2 separate regions of the Homo sapiens genome follow, and region 2 is linked to region 1. Evidence: read pairs that join two places in POLR2A ChIA-PET (ENCODE). Cell type or tissue: Panc1. All regions are shown on one strand.

What was found. ChIA-PET counts read pairs that join two places held together with the same protein. Peaks named below come from ENCODE experiments on the same cell type or tissue, not always from the same donor. Only the 100,000 strongest peaks of a DNase experiment are listed, where the experiment ranks them.
Region 2: POLR2A ChIA-PET joins it to region 1 with 6 read pairs; 7 of 35 experiments call an interaction of 5 or more read pairs at or near these places.

Annotation. Positions count from the first base shown.
Region 1 is chr4:88,166,744-88,174,743 of GRCh38, reverse strand. It overlaps a transcript of ABCG2 not described here. Among named protein-coding and RNA genes, the nearest start is that of ABCG2, 12 kb to the right of the region's middle. In Panc1, no CTCF peak of the experiment used is centred here; no DNase peak of the experiment used is centred here; H3K27ac peaks cover 1,571 bases.
Region 2 is chr4:88,065,979-88,073,978 of GRCh38, reverse strand. It overlaps PKD2 (polycystin 2, transient receptor potential cation channel), which reads right to left. Exons shown (of 15, transcript NM_000297.4): 13 at 5,918-6,081. Among named protein-coding and RNA genes, the nearest start is that of PKD2, 62 kb to the right of the region's middle. In Panc1, no CTCF peak of the experiment used is centred here; no DNase peak of the experiment used is centred here.

The DNA.
Region 1 (8,000 bases):
ATGGGATCTAAGTAAACTAAAGAGCTTCTGCACAGCAAAAGAAACTATCATCAGCTGGGCATGGTGGCTCACGCCTGTAATCCCAGCACTTTGGGAGGCTGAGGCGGGTGGATCACCTGAGGTCAGGAGTTCCAGACCAGCCTGACCAACATGGAGAAACCCTGTCTGTCTCTACTAAAATTACAAAATTACCTGGGCGTGGTGGCGCATGTCTGTAATACTATGTGGCCATAAAAAAGAATGAGTTCATGTCCTTTGGAGGGACATGGATGAAGCTGGAAGCCGTCATTCTCAGCAAAGTAACACAGGAACAGAAAACCAAACACTGCATGTTTTCACTCATAGGTGAGAGTTGAACAGTGAGAACACATGGACACAGGGAGGGAACATCACACACCAGGGCCTGTTGGGGAGTAGGGAGCAAGGAGAGGGAAAGCATTAGGACAAATACCTAATGCATGCGGGGCTTAAAACCTAGATGACAGGTTGATAGGAACCGCAAACCACCATGGCATGTGTATACCTATGTAACAAACCTGCACATTCTGCACAGATACCCCAGAACTTAAAGTAAAATAAAAAGAAAAAAAAAAAACACCAGTCAGGTTGGATTAAGGCCCACCCTAAAGACCTCATTTAATGTAATCACTTCTTCAAAAACCCTGTCTACAAATACAGTCACATTCTGAGGTATTGAAGATAGCACTTCAACATGAATTTCTCAAGGACACACTGCTGTCCATAACAAACTGTAAGGGGGAAATAAGAGAGTGTGAGTGGGATCCTTTAACTAAACAAGTCTGAGACACATCGGCCAAAAGTAATACGGACATTATTTGGATTTTGATTTGAAAATTTAAACATTAAAAATTATGAGACAATCAGTGATATTTGTTTTCTTTTTTCTTGTAGCGACAGGGTCTCGCTACATTTCCCGGGCTGTTCTCAAACTCCTGGGCTCAAGTGATCTTCCCATCTCAGCCTCCCAAAGTGTTGGGATTACAGGTATGAGCCACCATGCCTGGCCAAAAATTAGAGATATTTGAACAATGACTGGATATTTCATGCTATTGAGAAAATTTCAATCCCTGGCACTTCCACTAAAATAAAATAAATGTAAAAATAAATTGTCCATTGTTTAGATGTGATAATAGTGTTGGGGTTTGCTTGAAAAATAGAATCCATATCTTTTATAGAGATCTGAAAATAGTTACGAATAAAATTAGGCATTCGGAGCTTCCTAATGGAAGTATACAACACCTAGAATGCATTATTGTCAAGTGATTGGACCTGAATCTACTCAAGTTTTTAGATTCATAATTTTACAGTAAACAATGGAAGGCAAAAGGATGTGGTTAATGAAGCTATTTAGATGCAATCACACAGAACATAATTCCATTTCCTAAGTAAATCAATTGTGTAGTAGTTTGCTTTCTGAAATTTGTTTCAAAATAATCTGTGGGAAAGAGGGAAAAAAGGCAGGTATCAATGAAACAAAGATTGGCCACTAGTTGAAGATTGATACATAGGGGTTTGTCATACTATGCTTTCTACTTTGGAGATGTTTCAAAATTTCCATAATAACAAGAAAAAGTGAATATGATGACCAATACAATTGAGGACTTCCATTTTTAGCAATATTGCAGTGTTAGAAATTCTGAAACCACTTGACCTACATAATAATGAAAAATACTTAATGTGTTAAAAACTGCTTTTCAATGTTTAGATGAGTCCACTAAGATCACTAATGGAACAGGAGCAGAGACCAGGCAATTAAGCTACCCTTCAAAGTCCCTGTGTGCCTTGAGCCCTACAATGCTATTTATGACCTAAAAAGTTCACTACACAGAGAAGACAGGGAACAAAGCCCTGAATCCACACAGAATGGAAGCTTATCTTCATGCATACTGTCTGGAGCTCAGAATGGGCAAGCCAGAAAAAAACCCCTCCTGCAAAATAGAGAATACATTTCCATCTTGGGCTGGGCTATGAATGGAAGTTTAAAAAAAGAAGAAATAAAGCCTCCTCTAAGAATTTGTAGCCACTGACCAGATCTTAAGTGGTTTGGGATCTGAATCTACATTCTTTGTATGATTGAAAAACCACAAGTCTATACTTTATTTACTTATTAATTTAATTAATTAATTAATTTTTTTTTTTTTCCCTGAGACAGAGTCTTGCTCTGTCTCCCAGGCTGGAGTGCAGTGGCGTGACTCGGCTCACTGCAACCTCTGCCTCCTTGGTTCAAGTGATTCTCCTTCTTCAGCCTCCTGAGTAAGCTGGGATTACAGGCGGGTGCCACTGTGCCTGGTTCATTTTTGTATTTTTAGTAGAGACGGGGTTTCACCAGGTTGGCCAGGCTGGTCTCAGGTGATCCGCCCAGCTCCGCCTCCCAAAGTGCTGGGATTATAGGCATGAGCCACTAGGCCCAGCAATTTTTTTTTTTTTTGTGACGGAGCTTTGCTCTTGTTGCCCAGGCTGGAGTGCAGTGGTGTGATCTTGGCTCACTGCAACCTCTGCTTCCCAGGTTCAAGGATTCTCCTGCCTCAGCCTCCCGAGTAGCTGGGATTACAGGCACCTGCCACCATGCCCAGCTCATTTTTGTATTTTTAGTAGACACGGAGTTTCACCATGTTGGCCAGGCTGGTCTCGAACTCCTGACCTCAGGTGATCCATGTGCCTTGGCCTCCCAAGTGCTGGGATTACAGGCATGAGCCAACGCACCCAGCCTTATTTATTTTATTTTAGAGATGGGGTCTTGCCATGTTGCCCAGGCTGGAGTGCAGAATCCACTTGCAGGCACAATCATAGCACACTGTGGCCTGGAACTCCTTTGGCCTCAAGTGATCCTCCTGCTTCGACCTTCTGAGTAGCTGGGATTACAGGCACATGCCATCATGCTGGGCCCCACAGGTCTGTAATTCAAAGGCTGTCAGGATGGGTAATATTCCCAGGTGTCTTAAAGCAAACACAAACTTTCCCAGATAAATGTATCCTCCTCAATCCTCAAAGAATTCCTACAGAGAGGCAGCCAACAAAAAATTCATAATAATAAAAAAAGAGATCAAGCAAGCCATAGATAATACAACCAGAAACACAAAGACTTTGGATATTATAATTATCAGAATTAAAGTAAATAACTCTGCTTGAAATGTTTTAAAATGTGAAGATGGCATTGAAAACATGAGGAAGAACAGGAGACAATCAAATAATTAGCCAATTTGAAAAAGAACGAATCAGACCTTGAAGTCATCTCTAGCTTCTTTGTCTTTCACCTTCAGTGTTCTCAGTCACCAGCTTCTGTAAATTCTTCATTTACAATGTTTCTTTGATGCCTCTTTTCTCAGTTTAAGTCATCTCTTTAGTTCAATCATTTTTTTTTTAAATTTCCAGACTGATCTCTGCCTTCCCACATCCCCCCATCCATTCTATACATGAACAGAATAACCTTTCTTTTTTTTTTTTTTTTAACTTTTACTTTAGGTTCAGGGGTATATGTGAAGGTTTGTTGTATAGGTAAACTCGTGTCATGAGGGTTTGTTGTGCAGGTGATTTCATCAACCAGGTATTAAGCCCAGTACCCAAGTTATTTTTTCTGCATCTCTCCCTCCTCTCAACCTCCACCCTCAAGTAGACCCGTGTCTGTTGTTTCCTTCTTTGTGTTCATGAGTTCTCATCCTTTAGCTCCCATTTATAAGTGAGAACATGTGATATTTGGTTTTCTGTTCCTGCGTTAGTTTACTAAGGATAATAGTCTCCGGCTCCATCCGTGTTCCTGTAAGACATGATCTCATTCCTTTTTATGGCTGCATAGTACTTCATGGTGTATATGTCTTACACCCTCATGGTATATACATATATACCAGTGCATTTTCTTTATCCCATCTGCTAATTATGGGCATTTAGGTTGATAAGATTAACCTTTCTAAAACGTTAGGTTTATAACTGAAAGAGGAGCCGGTCGCTCGCTGCCTGTGGAATGAAGACAAAATAACAAGAGTGAGGTATGATAAAGAGTGAATTTTATTATCCATTGACAGCAAGGAGGAAAGTGGTCAGAATACTTTACAAAAATTTCCACTTTCCAATTTCTGGAGAGAGGGCAGGGGTTTCAGAAGAGGGGCTTTGAATGCCGGAGAGGCAAGGGGGCTAGTAGGTGCCAGGTGGCGTGGGCTTGCCCTAGTAGCTTATCTTGAATTATTGTTCCATCTGGTGAAGGGGCCAGCACCTTCGTGGGCTCATCCAAGTTACAAATCAATCCCAGTCAGTCTTGCAGTCAATATCTATCTGGGAGTGAACCCTGGCCTAGAAGTCATCTCCGGCTGGGAAGAGAATCCCAGAAGTGCCTGTTTTTGTGTCAGGATTAGGCCCCTGAAGCTTCTAAAGAAATATATGACCAGATAAGTGAGTATGATGTGAGCTTAACAAGCATCCAGGTAAATAAATGTGCATAAGGCATGAGAGCATAAGGTGGGAAAGGGAAGGGAATAGAGTGTTAAAACACATTCAAAGGCATATTTCAAGACAACAGAAAACACATCTGTGGTTTGTCTCAAAGCTGTGTCTTGAGACTGGCAAGAAAGGAGGAAAGAAAAAAAGGTTTAAAAATGCAGCTTTTTTTTTTTTTTTTTTTGAGACGGAGTCTCACTCTGCTACTCAGGCTGGAGTGCAGTGGCACAATCTCGGCTCACCGCAACCTCCGCCTCCCGGGTTCAAGCAATTCTTCTGCCTCAGCCTCCCGAGTAGCTGGGACTACAGGCGCATGCCACCATGCCTGGCTAATTTTTGTATTTTTAGTAGAGACGGGGTTTCACCATGTTGGCCAGGCTGGTCTCGAACTCCTGACCTCAGGTGATCCACCCACCTCGGCCTCTCAAAGTGCTGGGAATACAGGTGTGAGCCACTGTGCCTGGACCTGTGTCTTGTTTCTCTTCTTTAGTGCCAAACATGGGACCTAATGTAAGGGAGCCCTCAAAAAAACATTGCTTAATGAGGGGTTAGATGACATCTGCTTGAGGAAGAAACGGAATCATCGTTTACTTACTTTCTTCTACAATATTGATCTTCTTGCTATTTTTCTGGTTTGTTTGTGCCGTTTGGAGCATAATCAAAGGGAGAAAATAGTTTCACATTTTGGGCCTCCATTTAGCCATACTTGTGGATGATGGGTTTAACTGACCATTAGAACTCTTTTCTAATCTAACACTTTAGGGTGTATTGCCAAACTGGAAAGGACCCAAAGGCCCATCAAAAGTAGATAAATAAATTACACTGTACTCATAAAGTGGAATCCTCATAAAGATAAGAATGAATAAGCCTTTATGACCTGCAAAATATATGAATTTCATGCCGATAATATTCAACAAAAGAAGACAGTCTCAAAATGGTAACTACTTGCTTGGTTGGGCATGATGGCTCATGCCTGTAATGCCAGCACTTTGGGAGGCTGAGACGGGTGGATCATGAGGTCAGGAGTTCCAGACCAGCCTGGCCAACATGGTGAAACCCCATCTCTACTAAAAATACAAAAATTAGCCGGGCATGGTGGTGCATGCCTGTAATCTCAGCTACTCAGGAGGCTGAGGCAGGAGAATTGCTTGAACCCAGGAGGCCATGGCTGCAGTAACCTGAGACTGTGCCACTGCACTCTAGTCTGCGTGACAGAGTGAGACCTTGTCTCAAAAAAAAAAAAAAAAAGATAACTACTTCATTTATATACAGTTTTAAACAGACACAACTAATATATAATGATAGAAGTCAGAATGGATGGGATGACCTTTGGGAGTGATGACCTTTAATGGTAATAGATGTTACCTTTGGAAGGGATGGAGCTTGAGGGAGGCTTCTGTGGCATTGCTAATACAATTTTTTTTTTTTTAATCTGAGTGACAGGTATACAGGTGTGTTCACTTTGTAAATATATATCAAGCTGTCCACTTAGATTTCCTGTACTTTTTTGGTATGTTGTACTTCCCTACAAAATTTAGTTAAACAAAAGACTTATGTATGTTATACTTCCCTACAAAATTTAGTTAAACAAAAGACTTTTATAGGTACTGAAATGTAGTTTGGTGAATTCTTAACATTTAACCTTTTAGCTTAATCTGCAGAGACAAATGTTATATACTCTACTGTACTATCTGACTCTGCAGGTTAATTATCAATACGTAGTTTTTTTTTTTTCACTGCAGTCTAATTTTTAGAAGTGAACTTTATAACCAAATAAACTTTATAACCAAATGAACTTTTTTTTTTTTTGAGAGGAAGCCTAGCTCTGTCACCAGGGTGGAGTGCAGTGGCGAGATCCCAGCTCACTGCAACCTCTGCCTCCTGGGTTCAAGCGATTCTCCTGCCTCAGCCTCCTGAGTAGCTGGGACTACAGGCGCATGCCACCATGCTCAGCTAATTTTTGTATTTTTAGTACAGATGGGGTTTCACCATGTTGGCCAGGATGGTCTCAATCTCCTAACCTCATGATCCACCCGCTTCAGCCTCCCAAAGCGCTGGGATTACAGGTGTGAACCACTGCACCTGGCCCTAAATAAACTTTATAACCAAATGAATTACTTCTTAATTGGTCTCTTGTCTGCTGTATAAAGCAAATTACATGAACCAAGGTGTTCTGGCTCCAGCATCTGGGCTCTTACTACCCCCACAATCCCCTGCCCCCTCCCCGATGCTGTCTCTCTCTGTGTAAAACCCACCTTCTCTTCACTTTCCATGTCTAAAAGACTTTGACGCCTGCTTTTTGACATTTCTCGTCTCTCCAAGATTATTGCTATCTTGGTAACTTCTCTGTTTATTTTGATGATCATCCCATCACCCTAGCTTCTGTGCTCTCTGATCTCAACTCCATCTCCAGGATAGGCAGAATTCTAAAGATCTCCCTCTCCCCTAACCCCTACAATTCCAGTTCATTCCCTGGTTATTTCATCAAGCACTAATCTAGGTACTGATCTGAAGGATTTTGAAGTTATAACTAAAGTCCTAAGTCAGATGACTCTAACATATCAAGATTGTAAAGGTGGGCCTGATTTAATCACATAAGCCCTTTAAAAGGCAGAAAGAGCCTGGGCGCAGTGGCTCATGCCTATAATCCCAGCACTTTTGGGAGGCCAAGGTGGGTGGATCACCTGAGGTCAGGAGTTCGAAACCAGCCTGGCCAATATGGTGAAACCCCCGTCTCTACTAAAAATAACAAAAATTAGCTGGGCATGGTGACGCATGCCTGTAGTCCAGCTACTCGGGAGGTTGAGGCAGGATAATTGCTTGAGCCTGGGAGGCGAAGGTTGCAGTGAGCCGAGATTGTGCCACTGTACTCCAGCCTGGGCAACAGGGCGAGACTCCATCTCAAAAAAAAAAAAAAAAAAAAAGGCAGAAGGGACAGTTGGGTTCAAAGTTTGAGAAGGACTCAAACTGTTTTGAAAGTGGAGGGGCCACATGGGAAGAAATGCAGGCAGCCAAGAGGAGCTGAGGGTGCCCCTGGTTGACATTCAGCAAGGACACAGGAAACTCAGTCTTGGAACCAAAAAGAAATGGATTCTGCCAACAACCTTACTCTGCTTGGTTCTTTAGAGAAGAGTGTCCAGCTAAGAGTTCATTTCAGCTGGCTGACACTTTGACTTGGCCTGTTGATACCCTGAGCAAAGCCTAACCTAGCCTAGACTTCTGACCTCCACAATTGGGAGATAATAAATGGGTATTGTTTTAAGACATTAACTTGATGGTAATTTGTTACTCAAGCAATAGAAAACAAATACACTTCCCTTCCATTTCCATAACCTCACTCTCGTGTTCAAACCGTGGGACCTTATCAAAACCTGGAATGTGAATATTAAATGCCAGTATCCCACTCAGTGACCTGATCCTCCTGTTTCAACTTTTGCCATCTGCATGTGACCCCTCCATGTACTTTCTTTCTCTCTGTCTATTCCTGGCTTCGCTTTCCTATGATGATGAATCACTTCACTCACATGACTCCTTTGCTTCATCTTTCTATT
Region 2 (8,000 bases), 100 kb after region 1:
ATGTTCACTTACAATTCTATTATTTTGAACTTAAAAAATGTATACAAATACTTTAAAAACTCGTAAGCCAAAGACAACCTCTGCAATGGTGGCAAGAGGGTTCTGTAGACTCTCTCTTTAGTGAAATAACTGTAACTGTTGAAAATTATTTTTTAAAACTCAAATATTAAAAATTTCTAGAAACTTTTAAGGGTGTACAGCAAATGAAAAAGCATTTATTCAAGAAAATCTACTAAATTTTAGTATGAAGAGATTCTGTGGCACTGAAGCCATAATCTGAGCCTTCTCTCCTGTCCCCAGCTCATGTGATAGAAGCACAACTTCACATGGGTGCAGCTAAGAGCACAGGGCTCCCTCCTCCCCCAACTTCCAGTCTAGGGCTACAGTATCTCCCAGGGAGGGGCAGGCTGCCAGCATTTCTCATCCTAACATTTCCACTCTTTTTTTTTTTTTGAGACAGAGTCTTGCTCTGTCGCCCAGGCTGGAGTGCAGTGGCGTGATCTTGGCTTACTGCAACTTCTGCCTCGTAGGTTCAAGTGATTCTCCTGCCTCAGCCTCCCGAGTAGCTGGGACTACAGGTGTGCACCACCATGCCCAGATAATTTTTCTATTTTTTAGTAGAGATGGGGTTTCACCACGTTGGCCAGGCTGGTCTCAAACTCCTGACCTCAGGTGATCCGCCTGCCTGCCTTGGCCTTCCAAAGTGCTGGGATTACAGGTGTGAGCCACTGTGCCCGGCTTTCCCACTCTTGTTACAAAAGTTTTTTACACCTTTTTTTTTTTTTTTTTTAATAGAGACAAAGTCTCGCTATGTTACCCAGGTTGGTCTTGAACTCCTAGCGTCAAGTGATACTCCTGCCTTGGCCTCCCATAGTGCTAGGATTACAGGCATGAGCCACCATGCCCAGCCTCAATGTTCCTACTCTTTTTTTTTTTTTTTTTTTGAGACAGAGTCTCACTCTGTTGCCCAGGCTGGCGTGCAATGGTGTAATCTTGACTCACTGCAACCTCTGCCTCCAGGTTCAAGCAATCCTCCCACTTCAGGCTCCCGAGTAGCTGGGATTACAGGTATACACAACCCACCAGTTAATTTTTCTATTTCTTGTAGAGATGAGGGTCTCACCATGTTGCACAGGCTGGTCCTGAACTCCTGGCTCAAGCAATCCTCCTGCCTTGACCTCCCAAAGTGCTAGGATTACAGGCGTGAGCCACTGTGCCCAGCCTGTTCCCATTCTTAAATGCATGTTGCAGAGGTTCTAATCCTGTTAAGAGTGGCTAAGGGGAATGGGGCTCTCTTCTTCCACTCAGTTCCCACTTGTAGGGTGGAGTTTCCATGCCAGAAGAAGCAAGGTGAGAAAATCAGAGACTGCCATCTGAGCCCAGTGACTTGTTCATAAAGCAGGATGCCACAGAGAGGTGGGCCACTGTCCCTGGCTCTGTAAAGCAGTAGCAGTTTTGCTCATGGGGAGACACAGGTCATAGGAATATAGAACTCTTCTCAAGTGAATGGACTTTATTTGGAATGAAGCGTGAGGAAATTAAAGACTAACGATGCTCTTGAAAACAATGGAGATTGTGGGGATAAGCATTTACAAGGAATCTGGTAGCCTTATGAGATAAACAAATTACCAGCTAGTTCACCAGAGAGAACCAGGGAAAGAGACAGCTAAGAAGACAGTTAAAGACTGGCCTCAGGGGCCAGGCGTGGTGGTGCATATCTGTAATCCCGGCCTTTTGTGAGGCTGAGGTGGGTGGATTGCTTGAACTCAGGAGTTTGAGACCAGCCGGGGCAACATGGTAAAACCCCATCTCTATAAAAAATGCAAAAATTAACCAGGCATGGTGGCGTGCACCTGTAGTCCTAGCTACTTGAGAAGCTGAGGTGGGAAGATTGCTTGAGCCTGAGAGATTGAGGCTGCAGTGAGCTGAGACTGCACCACTACATTCCGGCCTGGGCAACAGAGTGAGACTCTGTCTCAAAAAAAAAAAAAAAAAAAAAAAAAGACTGGCCTCTAAAACTAGCCCTGCAAAGAGGCCTGAATTTAAGTGGATCAGACTGTGGAGCAAATTACATCCCAAGGCATTCTGGAAAACAATAGACCAATCAGTAAACAATGAAATGTAATAACTGGGTCTAATATCCACAGAGGCAGGAGGTATAACAAAGAGGTCAGAGAAAGTTAATGAGCACGCTGCTAAAACCACTGTCTTCCCAGAGTGACTACGTACATGGCCACAGCTGCGCCCTCTAAGGAATAAAGTCAGAGGCAGACACTGTGGGGAAACAGACTGTATGAAAAAGTAAACAAGCAAAGAGAAATAAAAACAAGTCCTGGGGAGGAAAGGGAATCACTAGCCAGAGTTCCTACAATATATTATCTAACATGTCCAATCTTTAACAACAACAACAACAACAAAACAAAACAACAAAAAACAAAACAAAAAAACAGGAAAATGTTCCCATACACAAGAAGAAAAAAAAAAAGACAACTGAAACTGTCTTTGAGAGGGCCCAGATGTCAGACTTAGCAGACAAAGACCTGAAGGTACCTATTATAAATATATTCAAACAGGTTAAAACAAACAAACAAATAATAAAAAACCCCACCATGGTTAAAGAAATAAAGGAGGCTGGGTCCAGTGGTTCATGCCTGTAATCCCAGCACTTTGGGAGCCTGAGCAGGGAGGATCACTTGAGCCCAGGAGTTTGAGACCAGCCTGGGCAACTTAGACCCCATCTCTACAAAAAATAAAAATTAGCTGGGTACAGTGGCTCATGCCTGTAGTGTCAGGTACTTAGGAGGCTGAGGTGGGAGGATTGCTTGAGTTCAGGAGTTCGAGGCTGCAGTGAGCTAGGATCATGCCACTGCACTCTAGCCTGGGTGACAGAGAGAGACCCTATCTCTTAAAAAAAAAAGGAAGTTATGATGACATTGTCTCATCAAATACAGGATATCATCAAATACAGAATAAAGAGACAGAGATTGCTAAAAAGAACCAAATAGAAATTCTGGAGTTGAAAAGTATAATAAATAAAAAATTCAGGCTAAGTGCGGTGGCTCATACCTGTGACCCCAGCACTTTGGGAGGCCGAGGCGGAAGGATCACTTGAGGCCGGGAGTTTGAGACCAACCTGGGCAACATAACAAGATGCCATCTCTACAAATTTTTTTTTAAAAATTAGCCAGGCATGGCAGCATGTGCCCATAGTCCTAGCTACTTGGGAGGTTGAGGCAGGAGGATCATTTGAGCCCAGGTGTTCAGGCTGTAGAGAGCCATGATTACACCACTGTACTCCAGCCTGGGTGATGGAGTGAGACCCTGTCTCCCTGTCTCTCTCTCTCTCTCTTTCTCTCTCTCTCTCTCTCTCTCTCTCTATATATATATATATATATATATATATAAAATAAATAAATAAATAAATAAATAACTAGAGGAGCTCAACAGAGATTTAAGCAAGCTGACAGAAGAACAAGTCAGTGAACTTGAAGATACATCAATACAGACTATGCACTCTGAGGAACAGAGAGGGAAAAAAAATGACGACGAACAGAGCCTAAGAGAAATATGTGATACCCCTAAGCATATGCATAATGCGGGTCCCAAAGGAGAAGAGAAAGTGAAAGAAGCAGAAAAAACACTTTCTAAGTAGGATGAACTCAGAGATTTATACCCAGACATATCACAGTAAAAATAATGAAAGACAAAAGCAAAAAAATCTTGAAAGTGGTGAGAGAAAATTGAGTCATCATGTACAAGGGGACCACAGTAAAATTAGCACCTGTCTTCTCATCAGAAACAATACAAGCCAGAGGAAATGAAGGAGAAAGAAAAACATTCTCAGATAAACAAAAAATGAAAGAATTCATTGCTAGCAAACCTGCTTTACAAAAAATACTAAAGGAAATTCTTTATGCTGAAAGCAAGTGACTCCAGATAGTAATCAGAATCCACATGAAAAGGCAAAGAACACTGGTAAAGATAACTGTGTAGGTATAAAATATAGTATATATGTACATTTCTCCTTTTGTTCCTTAACTGATTTAAAAAGCAGTTGTGTAAAAATATGTACATAATTGGATCTGAAGGTCTATAATAGAAATGTAATATATTTGACAATAATAGGAGGTAGGCAGTAGCAAAGCTGTATCGGAGAAAGAGAATGACGACAGATGATAACTTGAATCCAGAGGAGCAAAAGAAGAGAATTAGAAATGGTAAAAAAGTAGGTTAATATACACATTTATAAATATATACTTCCTCTTCTCTCAGCTTCATTAAGAGATATAAAATTATATACTATATATTACACAGTGTGTTATAAAAATGTAACATTGTTCTAACAATGTGATTTGCAACATATGTAGATGACTATATATACATATAGATAGATGAATATATAGCACAAAAAGAGGGAAGAGGAAAAAAGCTAAATAGAAATGATTTCTATATCTCACTGGATTCAGTTAATATATATCTGAAGTAATTTTTCATAACTTAATTGTATAAACTAAGTCTTAGAGCAACTCCTGACTAAAAAAAATGAAAAATCATTAAAAAAATTTAAATGTTATACTTGAAAATATTCACTTAATGTACAAGAAAGCAGTGAAAGAGGAACAAAAAAAAGTAAGCTAGAAAACAAAAAATAAAATAGCAGACAGAAATCAACTACATCAATGATAACATTAAATGAATGGATTAAGCAATCTAATCAAAAACAGAAATTGTCAAACTGGATAAAAAGATAAGATCCAATTATATGCTGTCTACAGGAGAGACATACTTCAGACTGAAAGATATAAATAAGTTTAAAGTAAAAGGATGGAAAAAGATTTATCATGCAAACAGCAACCAAAAGAAAGCTGGAGTGGTTACAGTAATATCAAACAAAAAATACTTAAAACAAAGAATTTTACTAGAGATAAAGTGGATAACATCTTGTAATGAAAACAGGGTCAATTCTTTTTTTTCTTTAGCCTCATTAAGTTGAGAGAGAAAATAGGGTCAATATATTAGGAAAATATACTAGTTATAAATATGTATGCACCCAACAACAGAGTTCCAAAATACACAAAGCAAAACCTTACAGAATTGAAGGGATGAACTCCAACTAATAATACTTGGAGACTTTAATACCCCACTTTCAAACGTGAATACCACATCTAGGCACATCTAAGATCAACCAGGAAATGGGAGACCTGAATAAAACTGTAAACAAACTAGACCTAACAAACATCTACAGAACACTTGAACAGCAGAATATTCATTCTTCTCAAATGCACAAGGAACATTCTTCAGGACGAACCATATGTTAGGCCATAAAAATATATAGAAACATTGATAAACACATGCAAATAGAGACACAAACACTGATATATTAATAAACATTTTTCATTGGTAGAAATATGTGAAATGTTAATGTTTTCTTTTGCTCTTATTTGCTAATTTTTATAGTAAACATATTATGTAAGAAACAAAACACCAATTGACAAGTTTTTTTTTTTTTGAGACAGAGTCTTGCACTGTCGCCCAGGCTGGTGTGCAGTGGAGCCATCTCGGCTCTCTGTAACCTCCGCCTCCCGGGTTCAAGCAATTCTCTTGCCTCAGCCTCCCAAGTAGCTAGGATTACAGGTGCCCACCACCATGCCCAGCTAATTTTTTGTATTTTTAATAGAGATGGGGTTTCACTATGTTGGCCAGGCTCGTCTCGAACTTCTGACCTCATGACCTGCCTGCTTTGGCCTCCCAAAGTGGTGGGATTACAGGCATGAGCCACTGCGTCTGGCCAGTATAAGTTATTTTTAAAAGCTGGATGATTAGTAATGGAAAGGAGTGAATTCAGAGAGATGAGGGAACTGCCTGGTCTCATGTGGACTCTTGTCAACGCAAATTCTGCCAATTCCTTTATACTTACACTTGAAACTCTTCGTAAGAAACGCCACTAGAAATGCTTCCCCTCCTTCTGGAGCTATGTCCGCTATCTTCATCGTCATCCTCCTCAGAGTCATCCAGGCTTCGAGGGAAACTTCGGCTGCTCATGGGACGTGGTAAAGAACTGTGATCCAAATCCAGGTCCTCCTGAAGAACAAGGGGTCACTGAGTGAGGAGCAGAACACTGAGACCCCACAGAAGCCTCACCAAGGACTTGGGCAAGCAGGAACTGGGTGCATGCCATTTACCTGGGATTTCTTTGTATTTAACACCAGGCTGGGACTCCTGCATTTTTCAGTTTCATAGATTGGCAAATTTAACTAACAGCAAGGAATAGCCAACTTTTTGTTTGAACAAGAAAGAACATTAAAAACACAGCAGGCAAAGAAAAAACTAAATGAAGAAATATGGGCCAGGCATAGTGGTCACACCTGTAATCCTAATACTTTGGGAGGCTGAGGCAGGAGTACTGCTTGAAGCCAGGAGTTTGAGACTGGCCTGGGCAGCAAGGTGAGACTCTGCCTCCACAAAAAATTTTTTAAAAAATTAGCCAGGCATGGTGATGCATGCCTGCAGTCCCAGCTACCTGAGCTACCTGGGAGGTTGAGGTCGGAAGATCACTTGAGCCTAGGAGTTTGAGGCTGCAGTGGGCCATGAGCCATCTTAAAATAATAATAAAATAAATAAAGAAATGAAGAAATATATTACAGGTTGAGTATCCCTTATTTGAAATACTTGGGATCAGAAGTGTTTTGGATTTGGGATTTTCAAAAATATTTTGGAATGTTTGCATTATACTTACTGGTTCAGCATCCCTAATCTGAAAACCCAAAATCCAAACTGCTCCAATGACAGCATTTCCTTTAAGCATGACCTTTGACTATCATGTTTGTGCTCAAGAAGTTTTAGGTTTTGGAGCATTTCAGACTCACATATTTGGGTTAGGGATGCTCAACCTGGATCGCCTTCTTTTCATAAAAGATAATACATTCAACAGCTCCAAAGTAGGAAAGATGTAATGTCAGAATAAGAACTTTGTCTAAATAGAGCCTTGTAAAAATTTTCCTCATTTTCTTTATGCTTAAATTTCACTGTGACTGGAGAAGTCTGTCACCTACTAGCACTGTCTGTGGAGTGGCATTTAGAAACCACTGTCCTAGACTTCTCATAGGAAAGTGGCTTTTGTAATAACATTCATCTGTGTTCTCTGTACCTCAGTTACCACAGATTTTTGTTGTTGCTGTCTAACCATTTATTTTTGAAAGTTAATGGTAAAGCTTTGAATTTTTTTTTCTGACTATAAAAGCCCACTTATGTTTATTTTTAACTATTTTGTAAAAAGTATTCAAATGGAAGGCGGCTGTTAATTTTATTATAAATGTTAATAATTTAGGAAAGGCACGGTGGCTACTGCCTGTAATCCCACCACTTTGGGAGGCCAAGGTGGGCAGATTGCTTGCAGTCAGGAGTTTGAGACCAACATGGTGAAACCCCATATCTACTACAAATACAAAAATTAGCCGGGCATGATGGCATGTGCCTGTAGTCCTAGCTACTTGGGAGGCTGAGGCAAGAGAATCGCTTGAACCCGGGAGGTGGAGGTTGCAGTGAGTCGCGATTGTGCCACTGCACTCCAGCCTGGGAGGCAGAGCAAGACTCCATCTCAAAAAAAAAAAAAAAAGAAAAAAAAGTTAACAATTTAAATAGCCACTAACTAACCAGAATAATTTCACATCTCTTGGTAAGTCATTTTTTGTTTTCTTCACTCTCACGGACATTGTGGACTCTGCAGCTAATCAGGCTTCTCTTTTCAAGCTGATTACCAGCAAGCTTAGGGCCCAATTTGTAGCCCAATCTTAATAAGCATATGTGTTTTTATGAATGCATTTTTAAGCTTCATTAATAATCCATTATTTTTACTTTTGTTTTGCTTGCTTTTCATTTTGACGTTTTTATATCATGCTAACCACCCATTTTTATACATAATTGTGTTATATATTCTTTCTGGAATAAACAGGGTACTAACACATAAACCGACTGAGAGAGAGAGAGAGTGTGGTGGGGAA